2 separate regions of the Homo sapiens genome follow, and region 2 is linked to region 1. A link is a loop called in an ENCODE intact Hi-C map of the cell type or tissue named here. Cell type or tissue: IMR-90. All regions are shown on one strand. Region 1 overlaps TEAD1 (TEA domain transcription factor 1). Region 2 has its middle 89 kb from the start of PARVA.

Region 1 (2,500 bases):
AGCTCTGGCACACGTGCCTCAAAATTAAATTCTACTATTTTATCACTGGACCTAAGCTTCATGATTTCCTGAGACATACTTAGGCATCTAATTACACATGTACACCACCAAATTCTAACTAACCTCCTTAGCAAAAGTCTCCCAGAGCCCTGCAATCTGTGATACGTACCGCCTAACTCCACCACCAAATCCACAACGCTGCTTCAGGACAAGTGTTGGCGTCCTATAAACCAACAGGTCTAGATTAGAATTCCACAACCTTGGGCAGGCAACGACTCCTTGGAACCCCAGTTTCCCATCTTTAAAATACTTAATAGGGCCTCGTTAGCAGGTTTGCTGTGAAGGATACAGGAGACCTCATTTTGTGAAAGTCTGGCTCAGCAACTGAAATGTGGTAGGCATTCAGGAAATGCAGTCTTCTTTCCCATCTGCCTCCTGTCTTCCCATTGCAGATGTGAGATAAAAAGCTCCTAAGCGTCCCAGCACGGAGAGCCACACAGCTGGCGCCATGAGCCACACAGCAGGCACAGAGGGCCACACAGCTGGCATGGAGGGCCACACAGACTGCACTCAGTCCATGAAAGCTATGAAAATTATCTTCATTGCATGGCTTATAAAAAAGCTACAGTTTCCTTTCCTATTTTACCAACAAGCCACCTGAAGTTGCCTTCTTCCCACAAACAATGAACTTAAACCAAGAAAGAGAAGCCTTTCCTCATTATGCCTAAAAACAAAGCTGCTCTGACTAATTCACATTCAGACTCATAATCCTTCATCCAAGGGCCTTTGCAAATGCCAAGACCCTCAGGGAAGCAAAATTTCCTCGAATGTACAGGGGCTGAGAACACTCGGGGTTTCAAGATGACTAATCATGGAAATGTACTATAAACAGGGAATATTAAAGAGCTTAGAAAGCCTCTCGGGGAAAGGGGGGAAAAATCCTCACAATTCAGGGCTTGGTGGAGAGAACAGCAGTTTTATGGCAAAACAAAAAAAAAAAATACAGGTGAAAATGTTAGGCAGGCGCAACTTCTGTTTTCCCAGAATCCAGGGCCCGGGTTGGGCTGGGTAGAGAGAAGTCTCCTCGGCTTCTTGCTACCATGGTGTTTTTTTCTATCTTGACAATTCACTTCCCCAACAGGCATGCCGCCAACTCAAATGAGACTCAGAGCAGTGAAAAGCCCTTCAGGTAAACAGTGTGATAAGCTAAACTGAAAAACTAGACAATGTTTTTGGACTATGAGGGTGTTGCTATGGAGACAGTTGCTAATTAACTGCTTTCAACCAGGAGAACAAAGGGCTCGGGGCAAGCAGGCCTCGGTATCTCCGAGTGAGCAATGCTTCCAGCCTTGCGCAATCGGCACATCGCTCATATCTGGAATACCTGAGACCCGGTCGGGTCGGCCACATGCCTGAAGAAATGACAAAAGTGTGTTTTCTTCATCTTGACCTGGATTCATAACACCTGGCCACCAGAACCTCTCAGGGAAGGAAGCAAGTGGCACAGGGAATGCAGATTCACAGGAAGCAAGGCCCCTCCACCACCAGTCAGGCACTTTCCTAAATAGTGTTTTGTCAAACACTATCTGTGAAGGGTCGGGCGGCGGTGAGATGGGGGGAACATGTAATTGTTTTAAACTATATATTTTACTTTATGGGCTTTAAGTTCAAAGGGCAGAGATAAATCTCCCCTTCTTCAGGATTCAACTTCCTCGGGTTAAAAAAAAAGTGACTGGATTTTTCTCAAAAAGAAATAATAAAACCCATCATTATTCCATATTTCGAAGTCCCACACACATTGTGGTCACTCAAAAAGTAATAACAAAAAAGTTAATTGTAATCTGACTTATCACATGAATTTTTCTCCTCCAACCTCATCCCAGGCTGACTTGGCTGGTTCAGATGTGGTCTCATCTTAGAGGCTAAGTAGGTGCCCTGAGGCTGAAATGCTCTGTTCTGAATGGGTAACCTTTGAGCTATATCTAGTTCAAACCAAAGATCTATATTCCCTTCACAAATACTTAAACTCAAGTGTGAAATGTGAACAGGGCTTGGCATAACCACCTCAAGTGACTCAAAAATCTAGTGAGGGCTCTGTCTCATTCCACAGTGACCTGAAGGTGCCCATTTCAGCCCTCAGTCTAATTATATTAAACATATCTACATTAAGCCAAACTCAACCAAGCTATTGTGTGATACATTCTGCCTCCCCACAACAAAATCAAGTGATTTCCTTTTTTTACACTCTTAAGAATCACCAATCAATACAGCCTGTGGGCAACCCACCTTCATCATCTGAGGCATCATCTGGATTAAGCATGTTATGATTCTGAATGAAATACAACCATACAATTCTTGGTTTGACTCTGTGGCGACAATGCACATAAACATCTTCAGGAAAGTCCAACCATCTTCTGGCATCACTGAAAATCCACCTAAGAGCATGGGCTTTGGAAGCAGACACGCTCAGGTTCAAACCAAGGCTCCAACTTAGTATTGC
Region 2 (2,500 bases), 510 kb after region 1:
GGTGGATGGATCACTTGAGCTCAGGAGTTCAAGACCAGTCTGGCCAACATGGCGAAACCTTGTTTTTACCAAAAATACAAAAATTAGCCAGGCATGGTGGTGCGCGCCTGTGGTCCCAGCTACTCGAGAGGCTGAGGTGGGAGGATCACTTGAACCTGGGAGGCGGAGATTGCAGTGAGCTGAGATCACGCCACTGCACTCCAGTCTGGGTGACCAAGTGAGACCCCATCTCAAGAAGAAAAAAAAAAAAAACAAAAAAAAACAAGAGGTGCCCAGTGGCACAGGACACAAAGTAAAAGCTAGTTGTCAGCAAAATATGAACTCCATTAGTTTCCCACCCTCTCACGCACTCAAGCCGCGTCCAGTAAAGACATTGCTGAAGCCCTGGCCCATTCCAGAGGGGGCTGCACACTCTACCCAGCCAGGATTTCTCCAACTCTTGAGCCAAGAGCTCCTCATTGGCCAACTCACATCCCCCTCTGCTGGCCGTTTCCTTGAAACCTTGGTATGGCCCACCGGGGGCTGCCTTGCCTTCTGCAGGGGTCTCAGTCACACGTGCAGCTGGCCCTTAGGGTTGTTTTGTGCGAAGGAGGCTGATGCGCACACCAGCGCCTGAGTTTCAGCATCCAGGCTGCCTCTGGGTCAGGCGCTTGTGCTACCTCCTCTCTGGGCCCTCTGGCAGCAGCAACCTTTCTCGTAGATCCTAGAGGTCATCTGGCAGCATGATCAGCTGGGGAGGGTGCCCAGGGCAGCCACATATCCCCTCCGGCCCTCCCACCTGGGGCTTGGGGCCAGAACCAGCTGTGATGGGGCAGTAATGCCTCTGGACAGGAGGGATGGTACCATGCATTCTGCTCCCAATGGCAATGCCAGCCCTGCTCCCTGAGGTTTTCTTTTGGGCAAAGTAAAGACAATAAAAAAGATGGCTCTCGTGGCTTTCAGCTCTGGGGATTTTCGGGAGACTGGGACTCCATGGTGCAGCTTCCCAGAACTTGGAGGTTTTGCAAGGCTCAAATCCCCCTCAAAGTCTTGGAGCGCCCTCTAGGGGCGGCAGCCTGAGCAGGCCTGAATCCATGTCCTCCCTTTGTACGCAGTCCAGCCAGCTCGCTCCTTGGTTCCTTACTTCATTCATTGATTCAGCAAACAAGGATTGGGTTCCTCCTCCGGGCCAGACCATGCTAGACACTAGGCTGATTGAAATGATCAAAACTCAAGCCCTGCCCTCAAAGCAGCTTTTGTATACTCTCGAGAAACGCTGTGCAATACTCCTTGATAACTAAAGGCTGAGTTTCCCAGGCCCATCCCAGACACCATGGGGCTGCTCAGCAGTCCTCTTGCTCCTGCACCTCCCCCAGCGACCCAGCCCTATTGGGAGGGTCTCCCACCAGCCTCCCTGCTCTCACCCCAGGCTGGGAGCTTCCTGAGGAGGGACTGATCCCCCACACTGGTGGCACACAGTAGAGTGGGCTGGAAGCCTTGGGATGGACCCTACACTCATATAGTCCGGGCCTGGGCAGCAGGCTTCCAGGGACTTGGGGAGGGCCAGAGCAGGGCAGTAAAGGCGATGACCCATGTGTGGCAATGCTAGCTCCTCTGCCCTCTGCTGTCGCCGCTGGGGGCTGTCAGAGGATTCAGGAGTGACTCTAGGCTGTCCTCAGATGAAGTGGCCTGCCCAAGAGTGCAGCCCTGGGTCCTGCTCCCAAGGTGCCCCTGTCCCAGCCTGACCTGGTGTGACGGTGGTGCGTCTGGGGATGGTGGGGGAATGACTCACTGGCTGGGAGCCTTGACTCAGAAGGAAGGAAGACCAGGGCTCAGTTCCAACTGCAACAACGTTTCTTGGTAGAAACCCCTGTCTAAGCCAAGGCCTTTCTGGGTCCTCCTCTCCTAGGGTGAGGCTGGAGAGGGAGTGGGTGTGGGGGGAGGTGGAAGGCAGCGATGAGCCTGGAACTGGATGAAGAGTCTCTGCCCCTCGCTCAGGGCCTGAGGAGGTAACTCTGCTCAGTGAGTGCTGCAGTCCCTGGATCCCCGGCCTGCCTAGATGCTGTGAGACTGTGCGTGTTCACTGCGCCCCCTGGCAGGGCCTGCCGCCTCAGCACCTGCCACAGCCCTGCTCTTCCCCAGGACACTGGGACCAAGGGTGACTCAGAAAAAGGAGCAGGTGTGTATGTGTGTGTATGTGTAGGGGTGTGAGTGTGTGTGCGTGTGCATGTGTGTGTGTGTGGATGTGTGGGTGTCTGTGTGTAGCATCCTGTTTTGTGTGAGGCCGTTAATCTGATGGCCCAGTCTCACTCCAGTGTACAGAATCAAATCATAGAGTTCCTGAACCTCAGTTTACTCATCTGTATTTCAAAAAGCTTAGAGGCAATGATGGCTAAGGCCCTGTCTGGGTGAAACTGTAGAATCCTAAGGCTCCATAATTCCTGAGCCAGGGGTGGGGTGGAGGGGGATGGGAAGATCTTGAGTCCCTTGGAAAAGGCTCCCTCTAGTCAGCAGTGGAAAT

Evidence for each region. Peaks named below come from ENCODE experiments on the same cell type or tissue, not always from the same donor. Only the 100,000 strongest peaks of a DNase experiment are listed, where the experiment ranks them.
Region 2: a loop joins it to region 1, with 4 times the contacts of the local background. A loop is called at or near these places in 2 of 110 quality-filtered maps.

Annotation. Positions count from the first base shown.
Region 1 is chr11:12,801,604-12,804,103 of GRCh38, reverse strand. All of the region lies in intron 3 of TEAD1 (TEA domain transcription factor 1), which reads right to left. Among named protein-coding and RNA genes, the nearest start is that of TEAD1-AS1, 120 kb to the left of the region's middle. In IMR-90, no CTCF peak of the experiment used is centred here; DNase peaks (open chromatin) are centred at 813 and 1,223; H3K27ac peaks cover 1,375 bases.
Region 2 is chr11:12,287,319-12,289,818 of GRCh38, reverse strand. It overlaps a transcript of MICAL2 not described here. Among named protein-coding and RNA genes, the nearest start is that of PARVA, 89 kb to the left of the region's middle. In IMR-90, CTCF peaks have their summits at 1,043 (motif pointing left) and 2,078; DNase peaks (open chromatin) are centred at 1,078 and 1,808; H3K4me3 peaks cover 674 bases; H3K27ac peaks cover 2,213 bases.